2 separate regions of the Homo sapiens genome follow, and region 2 is linked to region 1. Evidence: chromatin loops called from intact Hi-C (ENCODE). Cell type or tissue: CD4-positive, alpha-beta T cell. All regions are shown on one strand. Links, peaks and the distances in the headings refer to the core of each region. The heading gives the core; the rest is flanking DNA.

What was found. A loop is a pair of places that touch in the nucleus more often than their neighbours do. Peaks named below come from ENCODE experiments on the same cell type or tissue, not always from the same donor. Only the 100,000 strongest peaks of a DNase experiment are listed, where the experiment ranks them.
Region 2: it touches region 1 in a loop (3-fold over the local background); 5 of 110 quality-filtered maps call a loop at or near these places.

What each region holds. Positions count from the first base shown.
Region 1 is chr6:127,896,195-127,907,296 of GRCh38, reverse strand. THEMIS (thymocyte selection associated) reads left to right here and starts at 6,239. Exons shown (of 6, transcript NM_001010923.3): 1 at 6,239-6,455. The coding sequence starts at 6,365. In CD4-positive, alpha-beta T cell, for the core only: no CTCF peak of the experiment used is centred there; DNase peaks (open chromatin) are centred at 4,176 and 6,146; H3K4me3 peaks cover 3,564 bases; H3K27ac peaks cover 3,452 bases.
Region 2 is chr6:127,944,597-127,955,698 of GRCh38, reverse strand. No RefSeq gene overlaps it. Among named protein-coding and RNA genes, the nearest start is that of THEMIS, 49 kb to the right of the region's middle. In CD4-positive, alpha-beta T cell, for the core only: no CTCF peak of the experiment used is centred there; a DNase peak (open chromatin) is centred at 4,328; H3K4me3 peaks cover 819 bases; H3K27ac peaks cover 1,217 bases.

The sequences.
Region 1 (11,102 bases), core at 1,250-9,249:
GCAAGCTTATTTTGTAGGTAGAAATGCTGTAAACCTTTCAATGACGAACCAATAAATGGCACCTTTTGGTTAATCCAAAATCACAGGAGTGATTCCTATAAGCCTAATTTTTTCTTCTTTAGAAATAACCAATGAAAAGAAAGTTTCAGAGAATGAATGATTTAGATACCAGTCAGAATAATCTCTAAGATTTCTTCGTTTTTGTTTTTTTCCGATACTATCTACTTGGAGATAAGGGTTTATTCTTTACTCAAAGAAATATTACATTGCACTGAAATATTATAATATAGTTTTAAGCCTCTACTGCTGAAGCTTATTTCTCTGCTTGTGAATTTTTTTTTTTGTTTTTTAACATTCAGACAGTTCTACTTACTTTTTAGGAAAGCAGCTATAGAGAATCTAACAAACGAATTGGTATTTTACGTAAAGTTTGCTTTGAGCCATTTTTCTTTTCTTTTTCTTTTCAACAATACTTCTCTTGGGATAGAAATCATTGGCAATAATGATACTAACTATAATTTAATCATCATTTCATAGCCAAGTCCTTCTCTGTTCTTTAGCAGAAATTTTAAAAAGATGTGTTAAGTAGTAGCAAGACTGGTGTGAGGACAATATTTTTTTTCCAACAGGAACTTCCCTGTTTGAATTATTAGGGTAATGTGAAATGCATTTTCTTTTCTTTTCTCCTCCTTTTTTTGGTCATTAAAGTAATAAATGCTTCAGTTGATGGTATAAATAAATCTTTGTGTGTATCTGATTATATCTAAATGTGAAATTGCTACATCAAATTGATTTCAAGATAGATCACAACAGTTTGTAATATAGATGAGTGACTAAACATTGCACCATTAACAGTATGAATTTTATGAAATAAATATTTGCTTTTTCTGTCAGGTTGGTTTTTACTCTGATTCCATTCATTTGGTCAATTTTGCTTTAGATATTTTGAAGGTATATTATTGAAAGCTGTGAATTTTCTTTAAGAATTGGTCACCCTTTCATTATTAAACAAATAACCTTATTATCTTTTATAATCCTTCTTGTCTTTAAATCTAATTGATGTAATATTGATGTAGTTTCATGAGCTTTCTTTTGCTTAATGTCTTATGGTATTTATTTTCCCATTTTTTCATCTTTAGACTTTCTATAAACTTATAACTAAATTGTATATTTTTAAGTAGATTTATGTGTTTAAATGTTATCTGCCAACATTAGTTTATTACTTGAACTATTAAACTATTTAATTTTTATTTGTAAAAATTATTTCATTTAAATTATTTAATTTAAATTACATTTAAATTATTTCATTTAATTACATTTAAATTATTTCATTTAAATGTAATTATTTCATTTAAATTATTTTAAGAGTATAATTGAGTTTATGTATACCATCATAATGTTTGCTAGCAATTTTGAGGTTCTTTTTCTTTTCTTTCTCGTCTTTTTTGGATTAATTAATTTTATCATTCATTTACCATTTTTAGTGGCTTTCCTAGAAATTACATGTGTTTTTATTTATTTAACTCTGATATTAAACATCACTTTTGCAACTTCTCTAGAAGGCTAATGCTTTAGAACATTTTAACTTCATTATCAGTTTTGCTTTTGCATTACTGCTATATTTTACAATATATTGCATGAACTATATATAGTGCAGATATATTCAAAACTCCACAAGCCATTAATTATTGTTTTGGGAACTCAATATATTCAGTTCACTGACATATTCACCCTCTTCATTCCTTCCTGTGGTCTTGACTTTCTGTCTGAGATCATTTTACTTTCGCCTGCAGAACACCCTTTATAGTATTTCTTTTAGTGAGAGTTTACTGGTGATGAATTTTCTTAGTTTTTGTTTGTCTGAAAATGTCTTTATTTTGCTGTTGCTTTCATGCGTCTCTGGATTTAGAATATCAAGTTGGTAGTTGGTTTCTTTCAGCATTTTAATGATGGTATTCCATTGTGTTCTACCCTTATTGGTTTTTGTTAGTAAGTCAGCTATCATCTTATTGGTGATCCTTTGAAAGTGACAATTTCTTTTCTTCAGAGTGCATTTAAGATATTCTCTTTGACTTTGGCTTTTTAACGTTTTAGTATGATGTTCCTTAGTGTGCCTTCTTTTGCATTTATCCTCCTTGGTGGTGTTGGCAAGGCTTGAATCTATGGATTGATGCCTTTTTCAACTTTGGAAAATCTTCAGCTATTATCTCTTAAAATATTTCTTCTCCCACTATTATTTCTCCTCTCACGTTGGGACTCAGTTTACATATAAGATCTTTCCACTATGGCTGAAATATCTCTCTGCAGAGACACAGAGATAGATAGATAGAGAGAGAGAGAGTGAGAGAGAAAGAGAGAGAGCAGATATTTCCTACGCTCCCATTTCCAGTTCAACAATCCTCTCTTACTGTATGTCCCATTTGCTGTTAAAACCAATTATTGAATTTTTAATTTCAGTTACTGTATTTTTTAACTCTAGAATTTTCATCCGATACTTTCTATAGATGGCAGTTCTTTTCTCCTTCTTGTCTTCTAGTTTTGAACATGTTTATCAAAATTATCTTAAATTGCAGGACTAATAATTCCAATATCGGAATTACCCCATGAGTTTGTTTCTGTGGTCTCCCTTCTCTCTGTCTTTCTCTGTCCTGTCTTCTGGCATTCCCATTCATTTCATACTTAATTATAGATGTTGTATTTTTAAATATTACAGAAGTTCTGGCTGCTTTTCCTCAACAGGAGGATTTACATTTGCTTCTATCTGGCAGCAAGAATAGGGGCAGACCACTTTAATCCAATGAGGGATTGAGCTAATTTTAGTCTAAGCTTCAGTTTTTGTAAAGCTAGTTCTATTTATAGGCAACCCTTTCTCTTAGGAAGCAGCCTTCAGGAGCCCCAACTGAGAACACAGGCATTTGTTGTGACTCCTGCTCCCTCCTTGGCTGGCCCTGGCTTCCCAGTTCTGCAAGACTGCTGAAAGCACTCCTTGGCTTCTTCAGCTTCCTACCAACCATGCTCTTGTTTGTGTCTCATACAATCAACCCTGTACTGCTTTCAATGAGCAAAAAAATTTTAAGGGGAAAAAGTGGTGCTGAGCAATACCTTTCTCTGACTTTTCCTGGAGGAATTGCTACTTCCCAAAGTCCAATTTATTTTGGTCTCTTTTGCTATGTGAAACTGCCAAAAACTCAACTCAGGTTCTCTCCTCCTGAGCCACCAGTTTTTGCCTTCTCAGACTCTCTCTTGGTGCCAGTTACTAACCCATAAAAGCCTTGAGGGAAAAGAAGTGCAGAATATGGAGTTCCTCTAATGGTTCTGCTCTGCTTTACAGGATCTTGGCCTCTCATGTTCTGCACCCTGACAGCTCTCTTGTTTCTTAAAACAGCTTTTTTAAAAAGTATACAGCTCTTCTAGGTGCCTTTGGTAGAAAACGTGGTCAGATACAAGCTCATAGCCAGAAATAGAAGTCTTTGAATATTTTTATTTTGCATATTGACTAACAAGTGGCCTTTACCCACCTAAGCCATTGTTTATTTGAAGGATGTGCTTTTTTTTTTTTCTATTTTGTTCAAACTCCTTTTTGATTTACAGGAGTATTTCATAAGTTAGTTGTCAAATATATTATTAGTTTTTTCCTTCAATTACTACTCAGAAATAGTTATTTTCTTACCCTTTTCCAGACATTTTCCTATTTTTCCCCTCTGGTTTATTTTTATTTAAATTTAATTTTAAAATGTATCTAACTTTAATTTCATTGCATGGAAAGTTAGGGAAATTTTCTCCCCAATTATTTAACAACCATTTGTTGAATAAAACATTCTTTCCCACTGCCTTGGAATTTCACCTTTTTCAAATAGTAAATTATTATATACAGTCTAGTTTTTTTTTTAAAATTCTCGTTAATCTATTATTACACCTATAACATGCTGTTCTAATGACCAAACTTCAATAATTCATTTTACTTGATGATTCAAGTACTCTTGAACTCATTGCTCTTCTTTGTCAACCTTAACTTGGCTGCTCACATCAGGATTTTTTTGCCTGTGTGTCAGAAGTGATTACGATCTGGTCTAAAGCAGTAGCAGTGGGGATATAGAGCAAAGACAGAGTGAGTGGTACTGAGTATTGCCATCTATAGGGCCTGATGGATTTAACGGCTAGAGAAAAAAAATGGCATCTCACATGATTCTAAGCCTTCCGGCTTGGGAAACTAAGAGAATAGCAGTGTCATTAATTAAGACTGAGAATACGAAGATGATTATCACAGAGAGAGCGTCATCTGTCGCGAGAGCAGAAGCAGATGGAGCCTAGGTAATTGTAAGAGATTGGTGATACGAAATGGCTGTTTGGCTAGTAGGATAGAAATTTGACTTGGGAATATTAAAAAAATAAGTGATATCCAGCTTGCATTAGATATCAAATGAAATGTATTGTGGCATCAGTTCTAACGGATTCATAATTTTTAAGGAGCAGTCCACAGAAGCCTCTTTCATGTATTCATCCACATGAAATACACTACTAGGCTGTAAACTGTGGGGAGGGGTATGGAAGGCAGACAGATCAAGGGTAGGACATTTTTGGACAAAAAAGTTGCCAGTGAGGAATTTGAATCTAATGATAGTAAACCTGTTGATGTGGTCAATCGTAAATTCTACTTTTATAAAGAAAGAAATGAAGCTGGACTGATTATTGAAAATGTCAAATAGGATTACAAAGAGTTGAAACAGTTTTATAAGCTCCATATCAAAACTAGGCAGTTTTTATCTTTCTAGGTCATTTACATGATGGCCATGGTAGAACTGAGATGTCCCCTGACCCTCTGTATGTGGCTATGCTCTCTGCAGCCTAAGGCCAAAACAGTTAATAGATAAGTGCCTGGGTTTGGTTACTAAAGAAAACGTGTAGATTCCTGTCATCTTTCAAGTGTATACATACCAACCAGTATTCTTTATTTTTTTTTTTTTTTTTTTTTGAGACAGAGTCTTGCTGTGTCATTCAGCCTGGAATGCAGTGGCATGTTCACAACTCACTGTAGCCTCAAACTCCAGGGCTCAAGTGATCCTCCTTCCTCAGCCTCCTCACAGCTGGGACTACAGGCATGTGCCACCATGCCTGGCTAATTTTTTAATTTTTTTGTAGAGACAAAGTCTCACTATGTTGCCCAGGCTGGTTTTGAATTCTTGGGCTCAAGCAATTCTCCTACCTCAGCCTCCTAAAGTGCTGGGACTACAGGTATGAGCCACCGTACCCAGCCTCAACCAATATTCTTCTACTTTACCTTAAAGAGACTTAGGAACTACCACCTTTAATTGTATATATTTTAAATATTGTTTCAGTTACATGCAAAAAATAGAGAGGGGCAGGATTTTGAAGAGATCAATGTTCATGAGTTTTCTCCTGCTTCCTTTGGTGCTGATCATTTCCCCTCCTAAATTTCAACAATAAGATCAGAATTGTGGAATTGTGAACTTGGAAGAAATTATAAAATTTATTGGACTCTTCTACTTCATCTCCATTTAGTAAATAAAACAAATGAAAATCAGAGAAGACAAGGCTGACGTTAGCCTGTAAATCAAAAGCAGAACTAAACCCAGAAAATGCAGGTTTCCTGACAAGTAATTTTAATACTTTCTACTATAGTGTAGAGATTAGAAAACTCATTTTAATGTACTTTGTTAATTTACTGTATCATTTTGCATATTCTATCCCTACCCTACCCTCCTTTAAGATTCAGCAAAATTTTTAATGTGGAAGAATAAAAAGTGGTTTCAATACTCTCTCCAGAGTATAGTATCAGAATTCTAAAAAGAGCTGACGCAAAGCACTTTTATTACCAATTTTAATGTAAAGGCACTGACAGTATGCAAATAAGGCACAAAGCCAAGCTTTAGAAATGAACTAGAGAGATAATGAATTCACATGGTGCCATTTTTAAGATTAGACTTTAGTCCTATATTCCTGTTCTTTGTTGGTGGGCAAGCCACAAGCAACTCTGACCTCAGTTTTGCTACCATAGTAGATGCACACCTGGATTAACAAAGGACAGAATGCGCTACTTAGCACGTCTCATTTTTTGGGCAGTGTCTGTTCACCCCACCCCCATCCTGTTCAACTTCAATGTCAGAAGGAAATGAAGCCACAATGTGAACAAAAAGAGCTATAACATTTTTTGTCTCCTGCTTCCCCCCTCCCTCTTCATTGTCCTCCCCACATAGAGCTACTCCACCCCACTCTGGCTGTAGTGTGACATTCCTGCCTGCCTGAGGAAGAAATGGTGAGCAGGGGCTGCAATTGCAGACAAGTGTCACCCAGAAGCCACAAGTTTCTGTGAGCACCAGGTCTACAAACTACCCAAGGCATAGCAATGGCATTATCACTGGAAGAATTCGTCCACTCCCTTGACCTCAGGACCCTACCCAGGGTTCTAGAAATCCAGGCAGGCATCTATCTTGAAGGTAAGCACTCTCCAATACCTTTACTGGCTAGAACATTCTTGTAAAGTATACATTTTTGAAAATTGGAGGGGGGGAATTTTAACAGCAAATATGTGAGTTCTGGTAAAGGAAAGGCGATCACAAAAGAAAGTAATGAACTGACCAACGAATCGTCAAAAGCCAATGGTGTTGGAGAGGGGAGAAACTAGACAGGACTCTGGGACAGACAGAAATAAGGAATTGAGTGAAGCTTCTTGAGCTTTCTGTAGGCCTTGAATGGTGAACTATTTCTGCCTTTGCTTTGAAATTGGTTGTAATCAAGAATAATAAATTTAGTTATCAATATTTATGTTTCCACAATATAAAAAATAAAATTTAGCTTGCTAAAACAAAAGCAACTATCAAAGGCACAGTGTTTAGAAAGAAGTATTTCCAAATATTTCCCAAACTTTTAGCTCCTAAATGTTGCTTATACCAATGTTTTTCTCACTCTGTAGTGGCCTAACTCCAAATTCCTTAAATAATGAAAATTTTAATTTGAAGGTATAGAAATTATTGCTACAAGATAATTTTTAAAAATTGATGTTGAAACTCAGAGTTCAATTAAACTTATTGAATAATAAGATAGTGAGTTTTGGTGTAACTCACTATGTTAATTCAGGTGAAAGAACATTATAACCTCCAATATACAACCTAGAATCTTTACATGGTTAGTTTGAATACATAGAATACAATTAATAATTCTGTAGGTGTATTTCTGGCCTCAAGAGTGGTAGAATTGAAGCAGTTGTAGAAACAGATCAAGACAAAACTACCAGGAAAATAACTTAACTGTTGGTAGGCAGGTCTTTCTTGTTCGTAGACAAAATAATGTATTACATATTATGTTGCAAAGTAAAAGAAAGATTAACACGTCAGCTCCAGTTTTTATATATATTATATATATATATATATATATAAAATATACACACACATACTTGCAGGTGATGAATTGATATGGGCTGTTATCAGCTTAGTGTACAGTTTTATTTAACTAATTTGTAAGTTGATTTTTGGAATCAGACTATGTTTTGCCGTGTATAATCATATTATCAATGTCTCTATTTCTAAGCCAGCCCCAAATCATTTTTTGTCTCATGGTTTGTGTTTTTTAGGCTTTACGTAAAAAGTCTTTCTTTATGTCTACTTTAAAAAGATATTTTCCTATGTTGTTTTTATCAACTTTACGGTTTCATATTTTGCATTTAGTTTTTAGTCTATTTGGAGGACAATGTTATGAATTGTACAGGGATCCAATTTTAGTTTTCTCTATACAGTTCACCTGATTTCCAGGTACCATTTGCTAAGCTGACAATCTTTCCGCCATTGATTTTTGTTGCCTCCTTCAAATCATATTATATGTTCACCTCTGTATCAGTCTGTCTCTAAAATATCTCTTCTATTCCATTAGTTTATTTTTTTTCTTAGCTGCCCCCAAACACACTATTTTTGTAACTATGGCCTTGCAATACATGTTAATATAGAAATGATGTATAGACCAATCCCTTGTTTTCAATCCTTTTTTCCTAAATTGGCTTAGATATTCATAGACTTTAAAAATGTTTTTATAGATACATAATATATATACATATTTATGGGATACATGTGATATTTTGATACAGTGTGTAATAATCAAGTCAGAGTAATGGGGATATTATTCATTGCCTCAAACTTTTACCATTTCTTCATGTTAGGAACATTCCAATTCCACTACTCTAGTTGTTTTGAAATATACAGTAAATTATTTTTAGCTATAGTCACCCTATTGTACTACCAAACACTAGATCTTATTCCTTTTAACTGTGTTTCTGTACCCATTAATCAACCAACCCCTCTCTATCCCCCTCCCACTACCCTTCCCAGCACCTGGTAGCCATCATTCTACTCTCTATCTCCATGATATCAATTTTTTTAGCTCCCACAAATTAATGAGAACATGTGATATTTGTCTTTCTGTGCCTGGCTTATTTCACTTAACCTAATGTCCTTCAGTTCTATCCATGTTGTTGCAAATGACAGGATTTCATTCTTTTTTATGGCTGAATAATATTCCACATTTTATTTGTCTATTCATCTGTTGATGGACATTTAAGTTGATTTCATATTTTGGCTATTGTAAAAACATGTGAATGCAGGTATCTGTAATATATTGATATCTTTTCTTTTGAATATATATCCAGCAGTGGGATTACTAGGTTGTAAGTAGTTCTATTTTTGTGTGTGTGTGTGTGTGAAAACTTCACACTGTTTCTCATAGTGACTGTACTGATACACATTCCCATCGAGTATAAACGTTCCCTTTTCTCCACATCCTCTCAAACATCCATTATTTTTTATCTTTTTGATAAAAGCTATTTTAACTGAAGTGAGATAATATCTCATAACTTTTTCAATGAGTTTTTATTAAATCAATTGATTCTATAAGAAATCTAACTGGGATTTTTATTGGATTTATTGATTTGGTAGATTAAGTTGGAAAGAATTGACATTCTATATTGTTTTAAGAAAGAATGTAGTGTCCCTCTATGTGTCCAGACCATCTTCTTCATACCTTATTATTTTACTACTATGTTTTACTTCAATTAAGAGGGAAAAAACTAAATACCTTGATCATTTTCACAGTGTAAACACATTCATGTAACTGCCACCCTGGTCCAGAAATAGAAAATTCCAAGTATTCCAGAAGCCCTATCCTGTGCTCTTTCTCAGTCATTATATACTATCTCCCTCAAGTGTAACCACTATCATGACTTTTGTCCATTTATGACCCTTACATAAATGGAAAATTACAGTATGTATTCTTTTCTGGTTGGTATATCTGTTTAACATTATATTTGTGAAACTAATCCATGCTGTTTTATATATAGTTCATTCATTTTCAGTGTATGTTATTCCATTAGATGAATATACTACAATTTATGTATTAATTCTACTGCCAATAGGCATTTGGATTATTTCTGGCTTGGAGTTTCCAGTAATTTTGTCATGAAAATTCTTGTACATGTGTGCCTACGTGTATATGCATTAAGTAGGGCATAAAAGTAAGTAGGATTACTATGTCATATTGTGTGTGTACATTCACCCTTGGAAGCTAATGAAAAGCAAGTTTCTTAAGTAACCCAATTTACTTTCCTACAAGCAGTATATTTGTGTTCCAATTAACTCATATGCTTAGTAACACGATATTATCAGTCTTCTTAATTTTAGTCATTCTGGCAAGAGTATAGTGGTAGCTCATGGTTTTAGTTTTCATCTCCTTGATGACTAATAAGATTGAGCACCTTTTCATATATTTCTTGGATTTTTGGAAATACTCTTTTTTGCAGAGGTGGTTTATATTTCTTGCTCATTTTTCTGTTGAATTTTATACATTTTTGTTATTGATTTGATGGAGTTTATGTGTATATATATATTTGGGATATTTACTCTTTGTCAATTTTCTGTGTTGCAAATTACTTTCTTAGTCTATAGTTTCATATTTTATTTTCAAAATTGTGTCTTTTAATGGACGAAAGTTTTCCACTTTCGTGTTAGTGTAGTCAGTTTATATTTTCCTTTTTCTGTGTTGTCAACAATTTTTTTCTTTACCCTAAGTTCATGAAAATATGTATTATCTTCTAGAAATCCTATTGTTTACCCTCACCTTCAGATCTGTAGTCTATCTGGGTTTATGTTTTTGTATATGGTTTGAAGTTGAGAGCAATATTTATTTTTCTCTTCTACAGAGTCAATTGGTGCAGTGACATTTATTGAAAAGCTGCCTTTTCTCTATCATCTTACTCTGTTAACCTTACTCAGAAATAGTGTCCATACATGCCTGGGTCTTTTCCCTTTTATGCTGTTCTATTCATCTACTTGCTATCCTTACATCAATTTTTCCTGTCTTAAATAATGTGGATATGCAATATCTAATATATACTTTCTATTAGATTATATTTAATAATATGCTACAGAGCCATGGTTCTCAAACTTGGTTGTGAAATAAAAATACCTGGATTGATTTTAAAATATAAATGCCTAGGTTTCTCCTCAAGAGGTAAAGATTTAATTATGTAAAAGGTAAGGCATCACCATCAGTTTTTGAAAATCTTCCTGATGATTATAACACACAGCCAAATTTGATAACTACTGCTTTAGAACAAGTTCTCTCAATTTATTATTCCTCTTTAAGTTTAGCACTTTGAATTTTCACATACATTTTAGAATTAACTTATCAACTTCCTCAAAAGTCCTCCTGGAATTTTGATTAGCTGTGCTTTGGTTTGGAGAAAATTGGCATCATTTTAAATTAAGTCTTCTGACCCACTAATCTGGTATAGCTCTTTAGTTATTTAAGTCTATTTCATTTCTGTCAATAACATTTTATAATTTTTTGTACAGATCTTGTATTTTTTCAGATTTATTCTTAGTTATTTGATTTTTTCATGCCATTTTAAATGGTATTTTTAAAATCATTTTCTCTTTGTTGTACTTATTGAATTTTAAGAATATATCTTTAACATTTTGTATATGTTATGTGTACATTTGCATTGTCTGTGAATATTGATGGATTTTGCTTCTACTATAATACTGAATAGAGGTAATGATAAAAAAAAGATCTCTGTATTTCATTCATGACCACTGAGAGCA
Region 2 (11,102 bases), core at 991-8,990, 49 kb before region 1:
TTGGTTTGGCCAAGGCAAGGCACCAACAAAAGACCAGCTGGTGGGAGGAAAGGGAGGTGGTACATTCCCCATACTGGTCCACATTTTTTATAATGGCTGCAATTCCTCTATCAATGTCCTGGGAGGGAGCCATTTGCCCCATAACTTCAGCCCTCCAGGTTCCAGTAACACTGCTTTATTCTTGTCTCCATTCAGGCCCAGGGATGATAACTTATAGCTTTGTTACTTCTTGGGTGCTTTACCAACCCTTATTGGTACTACTGTAAATAGTCTTTTCAACAACAACAACAACAACAAAAATCCCTCAATTAACTATTTGAGTATGCCATCAATTTCCTGCTGAACTCTTGACTTATACTGTAATTGGTTCCAGAAGTTCCCCTAAAACACAGTTCATCAAATCGTATATGGAGTTGAGTCACTTATATATTTGATGAGTTGCATAGACAGACTTTTTGCCCTGGGGAAATTGAAACCTGGAAATCTGAGGCAAGAAATGGCTGGTACCTTTACTAAAACACATCAGCTTCTGGCATGCAATATGAACCTACTGACCTAGCAAATGCTTTCTTTTTAGTTTCCATCAGTAACTATAACCTGTAACACCTCACCTTTGCCCAGAGGGTCAGCAGTACAACTTTGCTGTCTTTTATCAAGACAATATCTGATCTCTGTCATGTTGAGGTCTAGACTAGAGCAGTGATCCTCAAAGTGTCATCTGTGAACTGGTTTCTGGTCCATGTTTCTTATTTATCCCCAATGAATTAGGAAGTTTGCACCAGAATGTGAACTATACCACTAAGCACACCGTTTGGCTCAGCTGACAATTTTTTTCTTAGAAAGACTTTTTTGATGAAGGAGTAGTGCATTGATTTATTTTCTGGTGGAAGCTCCTTACCTCACTGTTGCAGGCACGTACTTTGAATAGCTGCTTCCTGGTCTAGAGGGAGCTTGATTATCTTGACACCCAGTAGAATGCCATGTTGGAGCATATTAATTTTACCATGTCATCAGGAAGAAACTAACAACCTGATGCCTTAGGAAGACAAACACATGACCAAGGAAGGGAGACAAACCATGTGAAAGTTCATAGACTTGTGATCATATGAAGTTTCTAGTGTGACAATGCTGTGAAAATGGCAGAATATTCCTTTTCAAATTAGAAACAAGTTGTCTCACTTTGCACAGTCCACAAAAGAAAGAGCTCTAGCATTCAGTATGTCTCATTGAAACTGGGACGCGACAAATTCCATATTTGGATATACTACTCTGGCCCAACCACCAGGTAACCTATACAGCTACCTGTTCCAAGGGATATTTAGAGCAAGGTGGGGTTATGCAGCAGGTCCAGGCTTCTGTGCAAGCTGACCCATCACTTAGACCTGTGACCCAGCAAAGTGAATTGTACTTGAAGTATTTGTGGCAGAAAGGGATAAAATCTGTTGCCAGCAACAATGACATCACCAGACCGCTGAGGTTTTAGAGTAAGGCTAATTCCTCTTCTTCAAACTACTATCCTCCATTGGTAAGGCTGCTTTTAGTTTGTTTCTTGGCCCTGGTGGAAAAGAAGCAGATGATGGTGGTATGGAACACCAGCGATATAGGTATGGAGCTACCATTAAGAACTGAGTGCTATCTGACCCATAGAATTACGAAGTGGGATGTGTGCAGCCGTTTTTCGTGATTAAATGTAACTTATACATATGAATATAAGACTGAATTTGAAAATGTGAAGAAACCACAAGTATATTTCAGGAGTGGTGGCTCAGAATCCTCTAGCATCTGCTCCTGCTCTTCACCTCCTCTTCCTGAACTCACATCTATGATACCATTGAGATGATAAAACAATTGTAGTTTTGTTAGTTAGGTACAAGACCCTTCTTGTTTTGCAGGGTCTAGACAAAGGGTTGGCAAACAACTGCCTATGGGCCAAATCTAACCTGCCACCTGTTTGTCCTGATCACAAATTAATAATTTTTACATTTTAAAATGGTTTAGCGGGGCCAGGCGCAGTGGCTCATACCTGTAATCCCAGTACTTTGGGAGGCCAAAGTGGGTGGATTGTCTGAGGTCAGGAGTTCAAGACCAGTCTGGCCAACATGGTGAAACCCCGTCTCTACTAAAAACACAAAAAATTAGCCGGACATGGTTGCAGGCACTTGTAATCCCAGCTACTCGGGAGGCTGAGACAGGAGAATTGCTTGAACCTGGGAGGTGGAGGTTGCAGTGAGCCGAGATCATGCCACTGCACTCCAGCCTGGGCAACAGAGAAAGGCCTCAGCTCAAAAAAAAAAAGAAAGAAAAAAAAAAGGTTTTGGGGAAGAATCAAATGAAAACTAGGAGTTTGTAATGTGTAATCATTATCCAAAACTCAAATGTTAGTGTGGGTGCAATCTATACTACAATAGCTAAAGCCTAAAATATTGACTATCTGGCTTTTTATAGAAATGTTTGTCAAACTTGTTCTAGAAGCTGCCGAACTACATTGCCTAAAATGCTTACCAGCAGATTAGATTCTGGTAATGAGAGAGGTTTGCAAGAGATTTAGAAGGAAGAAAAGAAGCAGAAGGTAGTAATCTCCTACGGCGTGTAAGAGAACTGCATGGGCTTTGGCAGATGGCTCATAGGAGGTTTTGCCAGCAGCTTTTAGGCCTTAGCTTACAAATTCACCACAGAGGCTCAGCCCAGATCACAAATGACTCCTGCACTTTATGGGCTCCTGAATTCTGATGTCAGTTTCCTCCCAGGCTTTGCTCTTCCTCCCTTCCAAAGTCTTGTGTAAGTCTTACATTCCTATATTTAGTCCCTTCCTCCTCGACATACCTAAAGTGGGGTATGTCTTTTTTTTTTTTTTTTTCAGTTGGAGTCTTGCTCTGTTGCCAGGCTAGAGTGCAGTGGTGCTATCTCGGCTCACTGCAACCTCCACTTCCTGGGTTCAAGCGATTCCCCTGCCTCAGCCTCCTGAGTAGCTGAGACTAGTGGCGCACGTCACCACACCCAGTTAATTTTTTGTATTTTAGTAGAGATGGGGTTTCACCATGTTGGCCAGGATGGACTCGATCTGCTAACCTCGTGATCCACCCGCCTCGGCCTCCCAAAGTGCTGGGATTCCAGGTGTGAGCCACCACGCCTGGCCTAAAGTGGGTATGTCTTATTTATTTATTTATTTATTTTTGAGATATGGTCTCACTCTGTTGTCCAGGCTGGAGTGCAGTGGCATGAACATGGCTCACTGCAGCATCGACCTCCTGTGCTCAAACAATCCTCCCACCTCAGCCTCCTGAGTAGCTGGGACCACAGGTGCAGGCCACCATGCCCCACTAATTTTTTGTATTATTTGTAGAGATGGGGTTTCGCTGTGTTGCCCAGGTTGGTCTCACACTCCTGGGTTCAAGCGATCCACCTGCCTCGGCCTCCTAAAGTGCTAGGATTACAGATGTGAGTCACCATGCTTGTCATAAAGTGCCTATTTCTGATTTTCTACCCAAACCTTGACTAAGTTAATAAGAAAAGCACTAAATAAGAAATACAGGGTAACTAGAACATAGCTACAGCTATAAGCAGAATTATGGGTTCTGTGAGAGCACGTAATGGAATTCTTACCTATTCTGGGAAATAGGGTAAAGTTTCCCTGAGGAAGTGAAAACTGATATTAGATCTGAAAGAATATGAGGAAGCTCTTGCAAAAGACTAGAGCTTCCAGGACAGAGGCAATGTAAGAAGTATGAGGAAAGGTATCCAAATAACCCTTTGGCAGGAAGAACGTCGGTGCTACAAAGAGAAAAATGTGAATGGGACTGAAACTCAGAAAGCAATGTGCCAGAGAAAGCTGGAGTTGGACAGAGAAGCTGTCCCATACAGGACCTTCCAAGCTGTGGGAGGGATTATGGTCTTTCTCCCATAAGCGATTGGGGGCCCACCACTCTGTTTTTCTCTCTGTTGGTCATACAAAACTTCATCACAGATGTTATAAGAGATGGGGCTTGACTAATAGGTGGAAGAGCCATGAGAGAGGAGAGTACTACAAAAAATGGACGAGATATAAATTGTATACCAATCAGTTTAGCAGGATCAGAGTGGAGATTCATTTAAAGACAAAGCACAAAGGACCTAACATTGACAGGAGTTTGGACTTTATTTTGTTAATGAAAAGTTATCCAGGCAACCAAAAAGGACACTTTTCTGGAGACTTTTTTCTGTGGTAGAACTTAAACTGAAACATCAAACTTGAATTAAGACTGAGAAATACTGTTGGTGTTTGTTAATGATTGTGTTTTGTGGTTCTTGAAGTGAGACAAAGGCTTAAAAGTACAGGAAATTGGTGGCTTTGGTAAAGTAAAAACTGAATTGTTTCATATTAAAAGAGGCCATTGCAAGGTTTGTCTTTATGCTATTGCTGTAGCAATAGAGGAACTAGATCATGGCACTTTTGAAGAGTAGATGAGAAAATGCCAGGTCTCCTCAGCTGTGCCTGCAGGTACCCAGGTCTGGCAATCTTAGGAAAAAGGCAAAGGAAAGAGGGTTCAGTGGAATTTGACACCAGGCCTTCAGGAGACATGAAAGAATCATTTAAACATGAGTTTAAAAGTACTATTTATTGTCCGAGAAAGAATAACATCACGTATACATTTATAATGGCTAGGTAAGAAAAAAAGGAAGTATTATTCTAGCAGAGTTGGCAAATGTTGCAGGTTAGCTTCCCCAAAAAGAGACCCGGAAATGGAGATTAGCATGCAGGCAGTGTGTTGGGTAGTGTTCCTGAGAACTACACACATGCCAGTTGAGGGAAGCAGGATTGAGCAGAAGGAGTTTAACCACCAGGCAGTTCTAACAAGTCTCGGGTGCCTCTTCAGGGTTGCCTCCATTGAGGCAGAGGCCAGGCCTTTGTATCGCTCCATGAACCGGTCATTGGCTGCAGCCTACCCAGAGGCAAAGGACAGAACCTTAAATGAGGAAGCTTCCACCAACCATGGGTGATATCTGGAGGGGCATTCAGCTAAGTGCTGTCAGTAGTCAACAATTCTGGCAGCTGGATGATGGGTGCATGGCCTTAAAGAAAGTTGTGTGTCTAACGCTATAGCGTTCACTACAGTTCACTCCTGTGTGTCTCTGGATCTTTTACTTCATATAATGTAGTGAATTCACCCTGTCTGGAGGCAGCTCCTACAAGATTATGGTTGGTCTCTACCACCAGGGAAACATACAAGAGGAAGATTAACAGTACAAACTACAAACTCCGGTGCTGTGGCTAATTTCAAGGATATTTATCATTTTAAGTTTGCTTCACCCTTAACTAGCTCCTCTGCTTGTCTTGATGGCTCACGTGGTTGAGTGATGCAGACCTTCGTCCAAGAGGAGTGAGAGCTCCTAATCCCCATGTATTTCTCAAGCACAGCTGCTATACTTGACTATTACCTGTTAATAGTGGACACCAACAGATACGCCAGTGCATCACTTTGATGCCAAATGAATCCTTCCCTGCCCACATTGTATACCATCAGCCTTGTCTCCCCCTGAAGATCAGGATCAATTATACCTGCAAGGATGTTGACATTGTTCTTTTCCCACCAAGCTCTAGGTATAAAGAGACTAAGGTAACCAGAGGTCAACTTTGACTTAATGTTTAATGGGACTCTCACTTTGTCCTTTGGTGGGAGGGAGTGTTCCTAAATCTCTAAAGCTAAAAGAGCCTAGAGTTAAAGGTACAGAATACAAACTTCCAAGTAAGTCACTCAGCTTGATGATCATTGAGGCCACTCTTACTTTCACCCCTTGGTTCCTGTTGCAATGTATTTACATATGGGGAGCACAACACAATATAATGAATATCAATGTGTTAAGTGTCTCATCATGAAAGATAGTGCCCTATTATCCAAGTTGGTGCCTCATCTTTACATCCAAACTGGTGCTGCATCTGTACTTTTAATAAGCTACTCTATCACTCCATCATCTGATGGTTTCTGGGTAGTATAGAAAGTAAGAGGACAAGTGAATCCCGTGACCATGAGCTTGCTGATGAACTTCCTTTGCTTTAAAATAGTTCCTTTGGTTTTATTTACTGTTACATGGGATCTGTATTGGTGGATCAAAACTCTATAAACCTTTGGAGAATGGTACTGGTTAAAGCCCTTCAAGCAGAAAAGGTAACCCATACCCAGAATAACTGTTGATTCCAATCAACATAAATCACTGGTTATTCTAGCATAGATGAAATCCAATGTACTGAACTTGCAACCACCTGTCAGTGGCTGTCACCCCAGCCATTTGGCAGTGGCTAAGAACAGAAGCTGTGTAAACATCGATTAGCTGTATAATTCTGTCCACTCGGTTTCGGTGGATATTCTCTAGTTTTAATATGCAATATGCTTTCTCTGATAATTCTACCCACATATATCTTCCCCAAATCTCCTTGTCTGCAATCTTACAATTTTTTTTTTCATTCCAGGGCCCCAAGCAAAGATCCAAGCCACTGGTCATTATCCATGAATCCATGCATATATGTCTACTTATATTTTCCTGCAAAGTGCATGACCAGAGGCACTGCCCAAAACTTTACTGAGTGCTATAATTTCTTCTTCTAGCCACTGTCTTTCAAGGCCACCACTAAGTGGGCCTGCAGTAGAATAGCAGTCTATTGTCAACGTGCACCCATGTGCTGAACTAACCAATTTATGAACTTTGCATGGCCCTCTGCCTCCTGTGTCAGCTGGCCATAAAAGACTTCTCTCATTTACTATAGCTGTTTGATGAGAGAAGGGTACTGGTGCAGCAGTAGTGGATGGCACAGACTTCTGAACTATTCGATTGTGCAGTTGACTTCACTACTGTTGCTTGCTCCAAGTGATACCAATTCCATTTTACAATGGATTGATTACTGCTAGGTCTGATTGACCCTATGACTTGGTGGGTCTGAGATAACCCAACTCAAGGTGGGTAGTTCTGTCACTGTGCATCCAGGTTCAGATGCTCCATTTCTACCAGGACCCAGTCAAAAACCAACATCTATTTTTAGAATGATGCTCAATCATCTAAACATCAGACAATATGGAGATGTTTAGAACCCATACTGTTGCTCCAGAACCCATACTGTTACTCTTCTATTTGGTGGTACCCTAAATGCCATATGGCATCTTTCCCAACACAGATAACTTTAACATAAGAAGGTCTGCCAGATCGAAGGGCCCAAGCAGCAGGAATGCTTGTATGCACGGCAGCTCGGAACTGTTGCAGTGCCCTTTCCTGCTCTGGACCCCGTTTAAAGTCAGTAACCTTCCTTATCAGTAAATGGGATGATATAGTTTTCCCAAGTATGGCATATATACTGCCTCCAGAATTGGGAGAGTTCTGCTAGGCATTACACATCCTTCTACTTTAGCGGCTCAAAATGCAATTCTTAGTTCTCTAATTTGGACAGTTCTTTGTTCTTTATATTTGTATGTCTCAGTCTGACCCACCGCTACACTCTTTTTTTTTCCTTCAAAATGATGGTCATGACAGGATTCCAACCAGTCCCTGTCTCTTTTTTTTTTTTTTTTATGAGACAGAGTCTGGCTCCGTTGCCAGGCTGGAGTGCCGTGGTGCAGTCTTGGCTCACTGCAACCTCCACCTCCCCAGTTCAAGTGATTCTCCTGCCTCAGCCTCCCAAGTAGCTGGGAATACAGGCATCTGCCACCACGCCTAGCTAATTTTTGTATTTTTAGTAGAGACAGGGTTTCACCATGTTGGCCAGGATGGTCTCGATCTCTTGACCTCGTGATCCACCCTCCTTGGCCTCTCAAATTGCTGGGATTACAGGTGGGAGCCACTGCACCCGGCCTGCCTCTTAAACTCTTAAAATCTTTACTGATGTGGCATGTCACTGATTCTTTGTAGAGTTTCTCTGCTGCCATCAGAAGTGATTGTTTCTTACCAAAGCCTACGATGTATTTGCCATTTCTTGTTCATCAGGTCTAATTAGCAGTTTTTCATTGAATTGAAAGAATTCTTTTTTTTTTTGGAAATGTCCAAATGTGCAGGTTGCTTCCAGCTATATTACAACAGAGTGTCAGAAATACTGCAGCTCCAGGGCAAGATCACAAATAGATGCTATTGCTTATCTCATGTGAATGTGAACTACTTTAGGTCCTCTTCCCTGATAGAAATGAAAATAACAAATTTGCTAGGTCAATGGCTATATACCATGTTCCCAAGTCCATGTTAATTTGTGCTAGTAAAGATAATATATCTGAAATGCCAATTTTAATTGGAGTTGCTGCTTAATTGAGTTTGCAGTAACCACCGTTACCAAGAGGATGTATCTGGTTTCTCTAGGTGCCAGATTGGTAAATGAAATGGAGATATGTTAAGGTGCATTTTCTAGGTGTCTAAAGGTAACATTACTGTATGCCATTTCCCCAAATTGCAATTTTAAACATTTTAATGAGATATAATTAACATATCATACTATTCACCTATTTAAACTGCATAACTCAATGTGTTTTAGTACACTCATTGAGTTGGGCAATATTAGTCTTGACTTACTCTCTTGTGAGGAAGTTTCAGAGAAATCCCCTTGATTTCCCCCCACTACACATAGTTCTCATCTCACAGATCAAGAAACCAATGTGGAGCTTTTCCAGCCACCAAGATATCCATTGAATCGGACATTTGGAGACTAGAGAAATGACTACAGGATGTGTCCATGGAATAAGTGATCTCACTGTGAGTTGGATCTGGGACAGGACTACACTTAACATCTTACTCCCATACCCATCACTCTAATGAGGGTAGGGAATGTGGATACTTCCTACAGTCCTCTAATATTTTGAGTATTCTCGTTTTTCTGATGTACAGGTACTTGAGCAAATGGTAGTGGTTCCTTTTGGAGAGGGACCGGGGAAACTATTATCTGTATACCTGCCATGGTGCTGCAGGTTCCTTTCTCATGGTCAATCAGCCTCTCCTTCAGTCAGTGATTTCAGATCTAAGAACTAGCTTAGGTCTGGAAACTGAGTAGAGAATTGTGACTTGTTTTCAGGGTAGACTATGAACTCTAACATGGTATTTTTTAGCTCTTTAATTCTTTCCTTCACCATTCATTCTGGCAGTTTCCACTTCACTTAGTATGAGTCATCACTTTTTCCAAGCATCCTAGGGCCAGTCTAGCAGTATAAGAGTACCATCTTCCAGGGTTCCTGCCAGTGTATTAAATCTTATGTCGGAGAGTGATCCCATATGATAAACATGTCCTTGCCTAGTTTCGCATTCCATCCCTCTTGTTATAGTGCTCTCAAGATTCAGGTTCATATGTAATCTCCCAACTACAACCCATACATGTTGCCTAGGTCCTTTGATAGCTTTGGTATATAATGACTTTCTTCCCTTAGAAGGCCCTGCACTTTCCTGGCCTGGTTATGGCTAGGGATTATGGATTGGGTTATAACCCAATCCCAGTTATTTTTCTAGCAGTCAGTAGAGAAAGTGGTGCTATATCTTGAGTAGAGAAACTGGTGTCTTTCAATCAAAAATCTATACATTGTCTTCAAAATAAGGGGAGAGTGATGGTTATTAAGGGTGAGAAGTGAGACATTTCTGCAGTCTTTGGGTTCCGAGGATTATTGAAATTCAGGATCTTTTAGTACATTGTCCCAGGAGTTCCCATTCCAAGTTTCAGGGTCCCCCCGTTTCTCAATCAGTGCTTTGACCTTGGCATATCAGACCTGACAGGGTTGAGAATGCAACCTACTCTGGAGCAGGTTCTCTTATAATTAATTACTGGGTCTCATGCTCAGCCTTTTGTACTCTGTAGCTGATGGAAATGAGAGCCTCTATGTGATGTCAAGGAAACTCTTGGGCTTTACCATTTTACCTTATGTTGGTGATTAATCACCTTCATCTTTCCACTGTCTTTTTCCAATATGTCATGTGTCTCATCAGTAACTATCTGATCCTATCATTCTTATAATTATTATTTTCCCCAAGTATCTAAAAATCTTAATATATTACACCTGCCAGTGAATTACATTTCATAAGTATCTCATCCCCATTCATCACTGGTATAAGTTTTACTCATACTGCAAACATGTGCCAGGGGCTGTGAGTGCTTCATCTACCTCCAATGATGGTGTCCTTATTACCATACGACCCACAGCGAATCTAGCTCTAAAATCACATTTATGGGGTTTGCTTCCTATGGACATTCCCAGAACCAACTCTCTTATGTTGGATTCCCCAGAAAACAGACTCCAGGACTCTGGGATTTAGGTGCAGATTTATTTACAGGGCATTTACTAGAGACCAACACAAGTAAGGGATGAGGGAGGCAAGATTGGGCAGAAGATAAAATTGAACTGCAATGAATTGCACCAGAGGCTTCAACTGATCCTGTGGAGATTCCTGTAACTGGGATAGCCCTTCATGATTGTCTCTATTGAGTCAGGGGATCAAGATCTTTGTACCACAACTCTGACTACTCATTAAATTCAAGCAGCCTTCAAGGAAATGTCTTAATCTTGACTGAGGCAACTTCTTTCAACCAACAACAATTCCTAGAGATACACTCAACTGGAAGCCATTGGCAGTAACACTCCTGGCAGCTTAGGGAGCTAATGCATTAGTTCTGAACACTAAACATTTATATCAACTAGTGTGTTACTAAAGTAATAATCAAAAACATGACACAATATATATTCAAGCTTTTGGATAAGAAAAATATGCGGAAATATGTATTATTGTAAAATTGGTATTACAAGAAGTAAGTGTAAAGATAAAAGAACAGACACACCAAATCTTTGGGGCCAGTCCAACTTTAATGATTAATATTTTCCCTCCAGCTAAATTTGACTTTAAAGGAATCCCTGCCCACCATACTGTGTTTGAAAACCCAGAAGAGACAGGCATTGAGAATTTTATAATAATGTTATAATCAACTTTGGGCAGAGGAAATTTTTCAAAACTGACACCTCTGGCATTAGGAGTCTTGGGCTCTTAAGGAAACACAAGGGAGTAACTCTCTTATAATTTCATCTCAACTTTTGAAGAATTTGGGCTAGTTTTGTTTTGCCACTTAAGACGTCTCATTTACATAAATATAAGAGGAACCATAGACTAAATCCTGTCTGCCA